2 separate regions of the Mus musculus genome follow, and region 2 is linked to region 1. Evidence: chromatin loops called from intact Hi-C (ENCODE). Cell type or tissue: left cerebral cortex. All regions are shown on one strand. Links, peaks and the distances in the headings refer to the core of each region. The heading gives the core; the rest is flanking DNA.

The links. A loop is a pair of places that touch in the nucleus more often than their neighbours do. Peaks named below come from ENCODE experiments on the same cell type or tissue, not always from the same donor. Only the 100,000 strongest peaks of a DNase experiment are listed, where the experiment ranks them.
Region 2: a loop joins it to region 1, with 7 times the contacts of the local background. A loop is called at or near these places in 3 of 42 quality-filtered maps.

Annotation. Positions count from the first base shown.
Region 1 is chr6:22,874,367-22,879,751 of GRCm38, forward strand. Ptprz1 (protein tyrosine phosphatase, receptor type Z, polypeptide 1) reads left to right here and starts at 1,136. Exons shown (of 30, transcript NM_001081306.1): 1 at 1,136-1,518. The coding sequence starts at 1,461. In left cerebral cortex, for the core only: a CTCF peak has its summit at 2,084; DNase peaks (open chromatin) are centred at 701, 1,084, 1,675, 2,009 and 1 more place; H3K4me3 peaks cover 2,139 bases; H3K27ac peaks cover 1,298 bases.
Region 2 is chr6:22,791,529-22,796,913 of GRCm38, forward strand. No RefSeq gene overlaps it. Among named protein-coding and RNA genes, the nearest start is that of Ptprz1, 81 kb to the right of the region's middle. In left cerebral cortex, for the core only: no CTCF peak of the experiment used is centred there; DNase peaks (open chromatin) are centred at 3,015 and 4,147; H3K27ac peaks cover 1,875 bases.

The sequences.
Region 1 (5,385 bases), core at 95-5,094:
TTGTATTTTATAAAGCTACAGCACTGGCTTTGAGACAATAACAGAACACAAGAGTACATGCTGTACAGATCCCTACATCAAACGGTACCAGGGATAGTTCCGGAACTTGGTTTTCTCTGCCTTTGAATGTGACTCCCAAAAGGCTCTGAATAGAGTCTCTTATCAGTGTAAAATGTAAAATAACTAAACCCCATCGTGTATATGAAAATCTCACAAATATTTAGGTCGATGTATTTAGGCTATTGACTGACATCACCACCAGTTAACTTGTTTCATGTGGACCTCAACATAATTCAACAAACATTTCAGGAATACCTATTCAACTCCCTACCCCGCCCCCCAAGTCAGGAGTTCAGGTTATAGCACTCACGCTCCTACACAGCAAACAAACACCTCCATAGAAACAGGCTCCTAAGGAAAGAACGACATGCTCAGCTCCGAGGAAGCACAGGGTGTGTATTATATTTCTTTTGTGTACCCTTCAATCTAGCAATTAAAAAAAAAAATCTTTCTACAGGAGGACCCTGTGCAAAGAGACACTTGGGGAGTTCCATCCAGCAGGACCAGGGCAGTGTTGACAGTTCCCCACAGCCGCGCAGAGCAGGACAGAATGATTGGGGTCTAATGAAGGGTCAGCCAGGACCAAATGGTCACAGTAGTGCTGCAAATGATTGGACTTAACTACCCTAATGGTAATGGGAGCTGGAACTACTTTACTCACTAAGAAAATGGAAAGGGGGGCGGGGAGAGCTCAGTTTACCCAGGCCCCCTTCAACCCTTCCGGATAGGACCATCTTGGTAACTGCAGAGACGACAATAAACAAAGAAAAAAGACTTTCCCAGGGGTGAAGTCAAAAGGTCGGCCCCAAGCTGTGCGGGACAATGGGGACCCAGCCTCCTCTTGTGTCTTCCTAGTGGGTGAAGGAGCCTTAATGAAGAGACCTTTTTCACCGCGAAGATTCTAAGCCCCAGCGGGTTCCACCTCCAGCCCTGGGCGGGGGAGGGGCGCGGGGCTGGGACAGGCTGGGCCCCGCCACGCCCCTCTTTCTGCTGCTGCGCGACCCCGGCCCCCGCCTGCGCTCCTGCTCCCCCGCCCCCGCGCACTGCGCGTGCCCAGCCCGGAGCGCGTCCCCGCAATTCCGCGCCGCTGCGCTGCGAGCGCTCAGATCCTGGCCGCTGCAGCCCGCTCAGGCAGGGGACAGCGTCCCGCCTGAAGCCAGGCGCTTGGTCCAGGCTCGGTCCCCGCACCCACGCGCCGCCTAGCCTTGTATTCTCTTCTTCTCTCTTCTCTTCCTCTCTCTCTCTCTCTCTCTCTCTCTCTCTCTCTCTCTCTCTCTCTCTCTATCACTCGTTCACCTAGACCCTGGCCAGTCACCGGCGTCCCCTGCCTCGGTGTCCCCACCCTCTGTACCCTAAGCTGTACCCCTGCGGCTGGCGAGGGGCCGCGGACCGGGCTGGAGATGCGAATCCTGCAGAGCTTCCTCGCGTGCGTTCAGCTCCTGTGCCTGTGTCGCCTGGGTAAGTGATAGGACCTCGGCGGGGCACCCGCGCGGGGCTCAGTCTCTGGGACGCAGCTTGGGTGGGGGATTTCAGAACATTGGGTAGCACCCCAAGAAGAGTTATCCCGAACCTTTCGATGTCACTTGCACCGGCTGCGCCCTCATCCCCTCAACTACCACCTGCTGGGTCCCTCTACTGAGACTCCTTTGGTCAGGACACCTAGACACAGGAGGTCGCCGCCTGTCAGGGTCCCCTCGCATGCGTGCTCTCCATATTGCAAAAAGTGGAAATAGCCTTGTAGACCTACATAAGAGAATGAGTCGGTGACTAGAAATACACTACAGCAGTGGCGAGGGGCTGCGACCTAAACGTTCCTTTCTATGTTGCCACTGTAGTACTGTGGACTTGAACGGAAGGCACACGTGTCTGTCTTGAATTACGCACACGCACCTGAAAGGCACTGAGCTGAACAAGCATCGACCTGACTTTTCTAGTACTTTCAATTTAGTCACGTTCAAGTCCAGGCAGTCACTTACAAAAAAGTTCCAGTCAAATCTCTATGAGCATTCTGCCCCCAGCTTCCAGAGAGAAGAGCTGCAGGTGATGGGCGAACAGGGACACAGCACCTTCGCAGGCGTCCGAACCTTACAAGTGTTAAGTGGATATTACTCTCTGCAGTCAACGGTGTGAATATTTACTGGGAATGAGGGTGCAGACTTAGGTTTCTAAAAAGAAAACAAAAAGTAAAACCTGTCTTTTGTTTTGTTTGTTGTTTTGTTTCCTTATTTTAACTACTAAAAGCCCCTTTCAAATGCCTGTTGGAAGACATTGACCTAAAAATTAGAATGTGTACCTCGATTTGTGAGTATAACTGTTTAGCTCCCATCAGTCCTATAGCCCCACTTTTAAATTTCGTTTATAATAAAGGATATATTAAACATGCACTTCCAATCCGATGGAGAGTGCTCCTCTTAGCACCTTCGCGAACAGAAGTCATTTCTAGTTCTGACTGATGAGACTTGTGTAGGTCACTATGGTGATGACTGCCTGTAATCCACTCTGAGTATTCACCTAACCTCAATCCCCAAGGCTTGGTGAAAGTATTCAGAGCCGTCTTGGCCAATGCCTTGTAGGCAGCCACTCAGCTGACAGATCCCCTGACCTTCCCTGACAGGGCAGGCTTGAAGTTGGTTGTTGAATCCCAAGGACTCTGGTTCTTTAGAAATGTTCTTCCAATCCATACCTGTTGAATTGACATTTCCACATTCCAGCCACAGACATTTTAGCAACAAAGCCAGGTCCTCTTGATACTTAAATTATTGTTTAAGGAGATCTTACAGCATTAGGGAAGCAAATTACAGTATTACTCTGCACTTCAGCAAAACACAAGCCCAAGACTACATTAGGACTGGTTTTAATTGAGGAGAAACATTAGTTGCCACACAATGTATCTGTTTGAAGCACAATGTTCAGTGGTGTTTACTATATTCACAGAGTTGTCTGCTATCACTGACATCTGATCCCAGAGCATGGCATCAGCCCTCCTTGATCACTAACTAAGGTTTCCTGCTCAACCTCTGTGTCTATTGATCGGCCTGCTCTGGACATTTTGTCTGAACAGAATCATGAAACATGCAGCAATTTTTTTTTTTTTTTGGGTCTGGCTTCATTCTCTTAGCAGAATGTTTTCAAGGTGAACTCATGTCTTAGCATGTATCCAACCTCATCACTTTTTATGACTAGCCAGATCCCATTATATGCAAATCACACATTCCCAAAGTTGATTTTTTTGTTGTTGTTGTTGTTTTATTTTCCCATAGTAAGGCATTATTTGTAGCCTGCTTAGGGTTGCATACATTTTAGCTGATTGGACACATGCCTTTGAAGATATATAATGCAAGGGGAAAGAACTGAATGCACTGTTTAAGACTGTTACAAGCTTATACAATAGCATTAAATCTAAGACTGCCTATTAGAAATGAAATATGGGTTCTCTCTCTTTCTCTTTCTCTCTCTCTCTCTCCCTGCCCTACTACTATTACTACTACTACTACTACTACTACTACTACTACTACTACTACTACGAGATGCCTATGTTATCCTTCACCATTTTAAACCAGGCTTTTACATTGCTATAAATAAGTTGTCCTGGGAACACAGGCAAATCACATGGATATATTGCCCTTGGTGTAGCATATTGTAGAAAACTGAGGCATATTATCTATGAATGAAAAATTCAGCCTCCTCTTTAATGCCGCCACCATCTATACATCAGTGTTTATGGATGTATTTATTTCTCATCTTCAGTGCCTTTGGAGCCATCTAGGTACCATGCCACCCATAAAATGTGCTCAACAAAAGGTCTGAGGACAGACTGAGATGTGGTGTAGGTAGCAATTCTGACATAATTAGACCACCAGACGTACCATTATCCAGGAATGTTCAATTCACCAAGGTACTCATTGCTTACAGTGAAGAACCCCTCTGTGATCAGGGTAGTACCACGTTTTGTGTCCTAGGTGTCCCAATGGTTTAAACCAGGCAGACAAACCATTGACTTTCCCATAAGAAGGTAAGACTGTGTGTTATGGAGAAAACCAAGGGGTTTGAAGGACTGTTAACAATCACTTCTTTTCATTCATGAGACCTCAGGATCTAGAAGCAAGCAAGTTGCAGAGCTACTTCAAAGTACACACTCTTGTTAGATAGGTAATGAACCTGATTCTAAACTTCCTAGTCAGGTCTACTGCTGTGGGGGCTATGTTAAAAAAATAGAATACCCCTACAGCCCCTGTAGTAATTATGACTTCAGTCACTCTGGGTGTGATTCCAGGAGTCTTGTTCAGTTCTGACTCTCAGTTTGTCCTCTATAGCAAATTATACAGCGAACACAAAACACTCCTGCTTCCTCCAAATAATAACTAGTCCCCATTCAGGAAATTTGTTACGTTTGGCTAGCATGAGAATGCATTTCTGCGGGTGGGATCTCTGTCTCTCTGCACAGCAAGGCTATTCTCAAAAGGGACGTTTGCAGGAGAGATCACTTCATCTATAAGTTCATTTCTACTTGCACATCTATACTAGAAAGGATCTTGCTTAAAATTGTATGTTGTGACAATTTTGTTTCTGGTAAAAAAATTTTTTTTTCTTTTTTTTCTGGAAGCACAAGCTGCTTCCTCCTGAAACTTCAGGAAGCTCTCAGTGGATCTGTCTTGGGTGCTCAATTTGAGTGCTTGTTTGCTAACCTTTTTTTACTTTGTAAAATGGCTCTGTCAGCCAAGCCTACAGCACATTAGGGAAAGGCTTTGTGGACATAAATTGGGTGCTCTAGACCCACTCGCCAACAGCTCCAGCATCCACTTAATGCCACCCCCATGATAGTAGCATCCATCTTCCCATTTTTTGTCCCCCACGCCCACCCCGCATCTGAAGTTGAAGAAACAGGCACACAAATGTCACATGACTCTTTGGCATCACACAGCCTAGCTGGCCTCTGTCTCTTCCAAGTTGGAGACTTTATTTTCTGTGGTTTATCTTTTGTCCTTTTTTGTTTGCATTTTTCTTTGTTTGTTTGGTTGGCTGGTTTGTTTTAGACAGGGTCTTAGGTAGCAGGAAGGCCTTCAAAGCTCTATTTAGCCAAGGATGATCTTGGATTCCTGATGTCCCTTCTCTGCCTTCTAAGAGGCACACCTTGGTGACCCTTTCTGTGCTCCTTCCGGAGGACAGCTTTTCCTATTGAGAATGTGCAGGCACACATCCCAGGATGAAATGCAGAATTTCAGTCCTGTTTGCTTTCTTGCAAATGCACTCGGAGGCTTTTCTTAAATGTTCCCATATAGCCTTTATTTCCTTTTTAAAAATTTAAGCACAGTCTATCATTTTTAG
Region 2 (5,385 bases), core at 165-5,164, 83 kb before region 1:
TAAGATACCAGTGCATATATATAATCTCTTGAGTTAAAGCTTACAGTGAAATGGAAGGAGAATGAGCTTCAGCAGAGGCCGACAAACAGCCAATGCCAGAAGGATAAAGCTTGAGTATTTGTTTGAAATTCTTGTAAATTTTCAAGCATTCTGACATGTATTGATTTTTACCAATGTCTCTGTCACTATCTTTCTCTTTATTTCAGCCATTAACTTTCATATATTTATATGGCTAAAGGGTATATATATATATACCCTTTAGCCAAGTCTCAGCTTGTATGGAGAATGCGAAGAGATTCTTTATGTGTTGTGGTATATCCAGTACTAAAGTATGTGTCTTCAGGGTTATTTTCCAACCCAGAGAAGTTCAGACTTGTGATAAGCATTCCAAACTTGAAATTGTTCTTGTTTTCTTGCAACAGTTGGCACATTGACCAGATCTCATGTGAACTGTGACGCATCAGTCACTGACAAACAGAAACAGTTGCTCACAAATCCTGGGCAAAAATTCAGAGGATCATCCTCACTCATTATGAATTATTATCCCAAAGTGCAGTCAAGGTAAATATAAAGCATTTACAACAAAGTATCAAGCTAATCGCCTGTGAAGGTGACTTCCCTGAGCCAGGCAAGTTTCAGGACAGGCCGATGGCATCCATCTTTCAGAATATCAGTAATTTCTCCTCTGTGCGCTCAGTTCATTTTTCCCCTTTAGAAAGGGAGAAGATCATCACATGACTGGAAAATATACAATACATTGCTCTGTTTCTCTCTTCTAGTTCTGCGTTCCAGAAAAGCAAGCACCCATATTTGTCTTGTTTACACTCTATTTGGCACTTGTAAGTATATTTTGCCTAAAGCAACAAAAAACAAGAATCAACAAAGTCTTTCCTATCAGATCTCAGTCTACAATAGAAAGTACAACATAATGAAAGTAGCCCCCCCCCCCCCCCTGTGGAATCTGTGGTTGGTAGCAATGAATTGGGAAAGGGTAGTGTGGTAGCTTAGGCTAAATTTTCACATACTTGAGCAGCACAGGCTTCTCACATCTTATCTTAATCAGATCATGGCTCTGCACATGGAGTCATGAGGGTAAAAACCAGATCTCCAGTGTCAGAAGCAGTCTCGGCTTAGCCACCTCTCCTCAGTACAGCATGAAAGAGATAAGTAAGAAGACAAAACTGAGAAAGTCTTTATTTAGCCTGACCTCTATCTAGGGCTCTAGAAACCACAAACCACTGTCAGGTTACTGGCAAGAGCTGTAGACTTAAGTCGAGGCAAAATTGTGGCAAGAGCTCCACATACTTAGGCATAGTAGGTGGTCAAGTCAATGTCTCACTTCTGGGTCTGCAATGAAGAAGTTCTTTTATTTTCATCACTTAAGCTCAGTCTGATTCTTACACGTTTACATTCCTGGGTAGTTGCATTTAAGGGTGGTCTATGTTACAGAGTTTTATTCTTCTAGGAATTCAAGATGGCTCAAGAGGAAAGGTTAAGGATGATGACTTCAGCCAAAGTAAAGGACACAGACAGAAAGAAAATTAAGACTGAGATGGCCAACTTCAATTCAATCTGCTTTTGATTACTTTGTAGACCCAAATGAGGAGTCAAGGCTGTCTGGCAAAAGCAACTTGTAAGTGCCCCCTTTAAGCTCTGAGTTTATGCTATGGGATTCTGAGAGGAGAATCATAAACTGTTCTTTTACAACTGGAGGCTCCATAGGTTTCCTATTTACAAAAAGGTAGTAAGTATTCGTCTTATTTGACCTTGTAATTGATTTTTGAATACATACTTTCAGATAGCTTCTAATCATAAGTGCTTTATATAGCCACAGAAAACCAAATATGTTCCTTTTGTTTTTTCAGAATACATTGCCATCCTTGAGAGCCCGAGTTTTGCTCCCTTCAAAGACTCTTCTGGTCTGGGACTCTCAGGCATGGTGACAATTTCATCTAAGGACAATCTTTGGAGCAAAAGCCTCTCAAAGGTAGTAGGGATGAAAGAAATGCCCCTTCTTAGCATCTTTCAGATTTTGAGATGTCCTGGAACTGTAAGAAGTTTAAGTTCAGCACTTTTATCAAGTCATAATTAATATGAAAATTTAAAATTCAGAACATACAGCAACTTCTTGAAACATTCTTGAAAACACTTGAGCACAGACTACTTTCTCCTAAAGCAGCACTTCTCACCCTTCCTAGTACTGGAACCCTTTAACACAGTTCCTCATGTTGTGGTGACCCCCCAGGTATAAAATTACTTTCCTTGCTACTTCATAACTGTAAATTTTGCTACCATTATGAATTACAATGTAAATATCTCCAGTTTTTGATGGCCACCCCTGAGAAAAGGTCCTTCAACCCACAGGTTGAAAACCGCTGTCCTAAAGTCTTATGGCACACGGGCATGTTTTTATGTTGTTGATTTTTAAATGTTTGCCTCAGGAATTAGTTGGAAGTATTTTGTTTCTTCCAAAAAGTATATCATATATCTCAGAAGTCTTCAACCACCTCCAGGCGGTCCAGTTGAGAATCTTAAGGAACCTGCACTATATTGTTGAACAAATGTTCACAGACTGGAGACACGCTGTGATATTATAATTTAACATAATCGAGAACACACTAAACACCATTAAATGGAGGGGAATTCCTTCGAATTTCCAGGGAAACCCAGGGAAATGCAAATGAGTCTCACTTCCTCTTCAAGACAAATGATGTGAATATCCAATCAAAGTATGTTTGGTGCTGAAGGAAAATGCAGAGGAGGCATTGAGCTCTGCACATGCATGCAACCAACAGACTGCCTTTATTGACTGCTAACCCTCGCATGAATTTATATTTCAGTCTCCCCAGGAAAATCACTCTATAAACCGGTTTATGATTTTCCCCTCTCTGATCTTCATTGCAGCTGCTGATTACTGAGAGCGATGATCTCAGAGTCGGCTGTCCCTGCCAGAGAGCTCGCACACAGAGAGATGCCTTTGTGAAGCCAGCCATAGAAACCTGCATAAAATTGGCCTTCTTTCCTTAATAGAAGCACACGAACAAAGATGAGTTTGTTGCTGACTCAGAGCTCAAAGCTTTGTTTTGTAAAGCCCTCTGAATGTATTGCAGTCTGCCAGAGAAGGGTTCCTTCCATCGAATAGAAGGGGAGGTGGGGGGACAGTAAGCGGAAATCAGACAACAAACCCCGAGTGCACACCCTTCGGGTGGAAATTTGTGAATAAAGTGGCCTGAAACTTTTTTTTTTCCTTTTTGCTGAATACTGGTCACATTTCACAAACTGAATAAAAATGAAAGGAAAAGGAACTTCAATTAATGGGATGCTTTTTGATTTGCAGAGCAAAACTGCCACAGCAGATGTACCAGCAAAGAGGATTAGATTGTCCCTTCTATGAGGCACTGAAATTTCTTTTTATTTCCCCCTGTAGTAACCCCATTGAAGAGAGGCTGTCTTTAGTGTCTAAGATTCAGAGCTGCAAAGAAACTGTTGTCCTGGAGCACAATGGACCACTCTCATAAGACCAGCGAGAAGATGCGAGGGGAGAGCTAATGCCCCCTTGAAATCTGAGCAGAACACTTTCATTTTTACTATTTGTGAAAAGGTGAAAATAAAAGAAAAATTGGCCGTGCACTCAAAATTGATAAAATGTACAATAAATTGAGTCTTAAAACATTCACGAAAAACATTCCTCATTTGGAAGATTCAAATTGAATCAAGAAGGAATCTGAACTAATTGTCCTTGGTTTTAATGTAATCACTCCAGGGTGCTTGGGGCTTTGGAAGGGTGTTTGTTTTATTTCCAGTTATTGTTCAGATCTTCATCTGAAGCTATAGGCATACTTCAAATCAAATGGAATAAGTCTAGAATGTCAAATGTCATTGTTGCCAGAGCTCAAGGCAAAGGAGGGGATGCTAATATATATTCCTCCTGACCTTGATGTGACCGTGAAGGGTAAGGGAGACCAAGGAAGTGTGCTTGTCCTTATGTCTGGTCCAAGGTCTGTTTTTACTAACAGAATTATGGGGAACGGTTGTGAGAGTAGAACACTCAGCTAGGGCTGAGTCTATGGAAAATCGCTGTGGTTCTCTGTGTAACCCAGATGGAAGGAAATCGTGAATGCTGGCATAACCACAGACTCAGCCATTCAAGGGAAGGGTGAGGTCAGAACACTGCGGAAGGGGGGGGGGGAATAACCCCCTCCCTCCTCTCATCGTCCCCACTTCAGCTTCTTAGGGACAAGCTGCAAACCTGCCTGAGGCCAGGGACAAATATTCACACAAACAATTTTCTTCTGTGCTGGTTTAACTGGAGAGTCAATCCATTCTATTTGTTGTTCTGTGGTTTTGTCCTCTGACAAGATACAATCCACACACAGACAGTGCAGCATGCGCACTAGTACTGTGTGCATGAACACACACACACACACACACACACAGACTCACATATGCACACACTCACAAACACAGAGACACATATACAAAGACACACACACAGAAAAACATACAGAGACAAACACACAGAGAAATCATACAAAGAGACTCAGACAGAGAGACACATACTGAGACACACACAGACACACACATAGAGACTCATACACAGAGACACACACATAGAGACTCATACACAGAGACACACACACAGAGATACATACAGAAACACACACACAGAGACGCATACATAGAGACACATACATAGACACACACAGACACACATACAGACACACCCACACAAACACACACAGACACACACAGAGAGACACACACACTCACACAGACATACACACAAACACAGACACACACACACATACACCACATGTATGTGAACCTTCTTGTGTGATAGCAATACTGTATTTTCTACCAGTTATGATTCCTCCTGTGTAATAGCAAAACTGAATTGTCTATGTTATGATTCTGTAAGAAGAACAACATTCAGTGTCTTTTCATTGATAATTGTCTGAATGCATTTTTTTGGGGGTACTATATATTTTGGTAGCTTCAATGTGAGCTCTTTGAACTTTCAATTAAGGGTGACTCTGTCACCAGGCTTTTAGTCTGGGTTCCTCTGAGATTGTATTCCTTGTGATCTCCTTGAACACAATTCAAAGGAGATTCTCAGTATAGAACACATAGAGAACTCATTAGGAAGTAAAGTGGGCCACACTCAAGGGGTGACAGCAGACAGGGACCGAAACCATTGTGCCAATTTGTGTTTTAGCTAGCTTTTGTACCTTTTCTAAAGTCTCTGGAACTGTCAGCTTTCCCAAGGGGAAGTCTTTTGTTCTGTCCAGGTGACTGACAAGCCCAATTAATTTTCTTATAGGATGAGGAAGTAGTATGCTTTTTGTAATCAAAAAGCATTTCACTAGATAGATGTATAAAATGTAG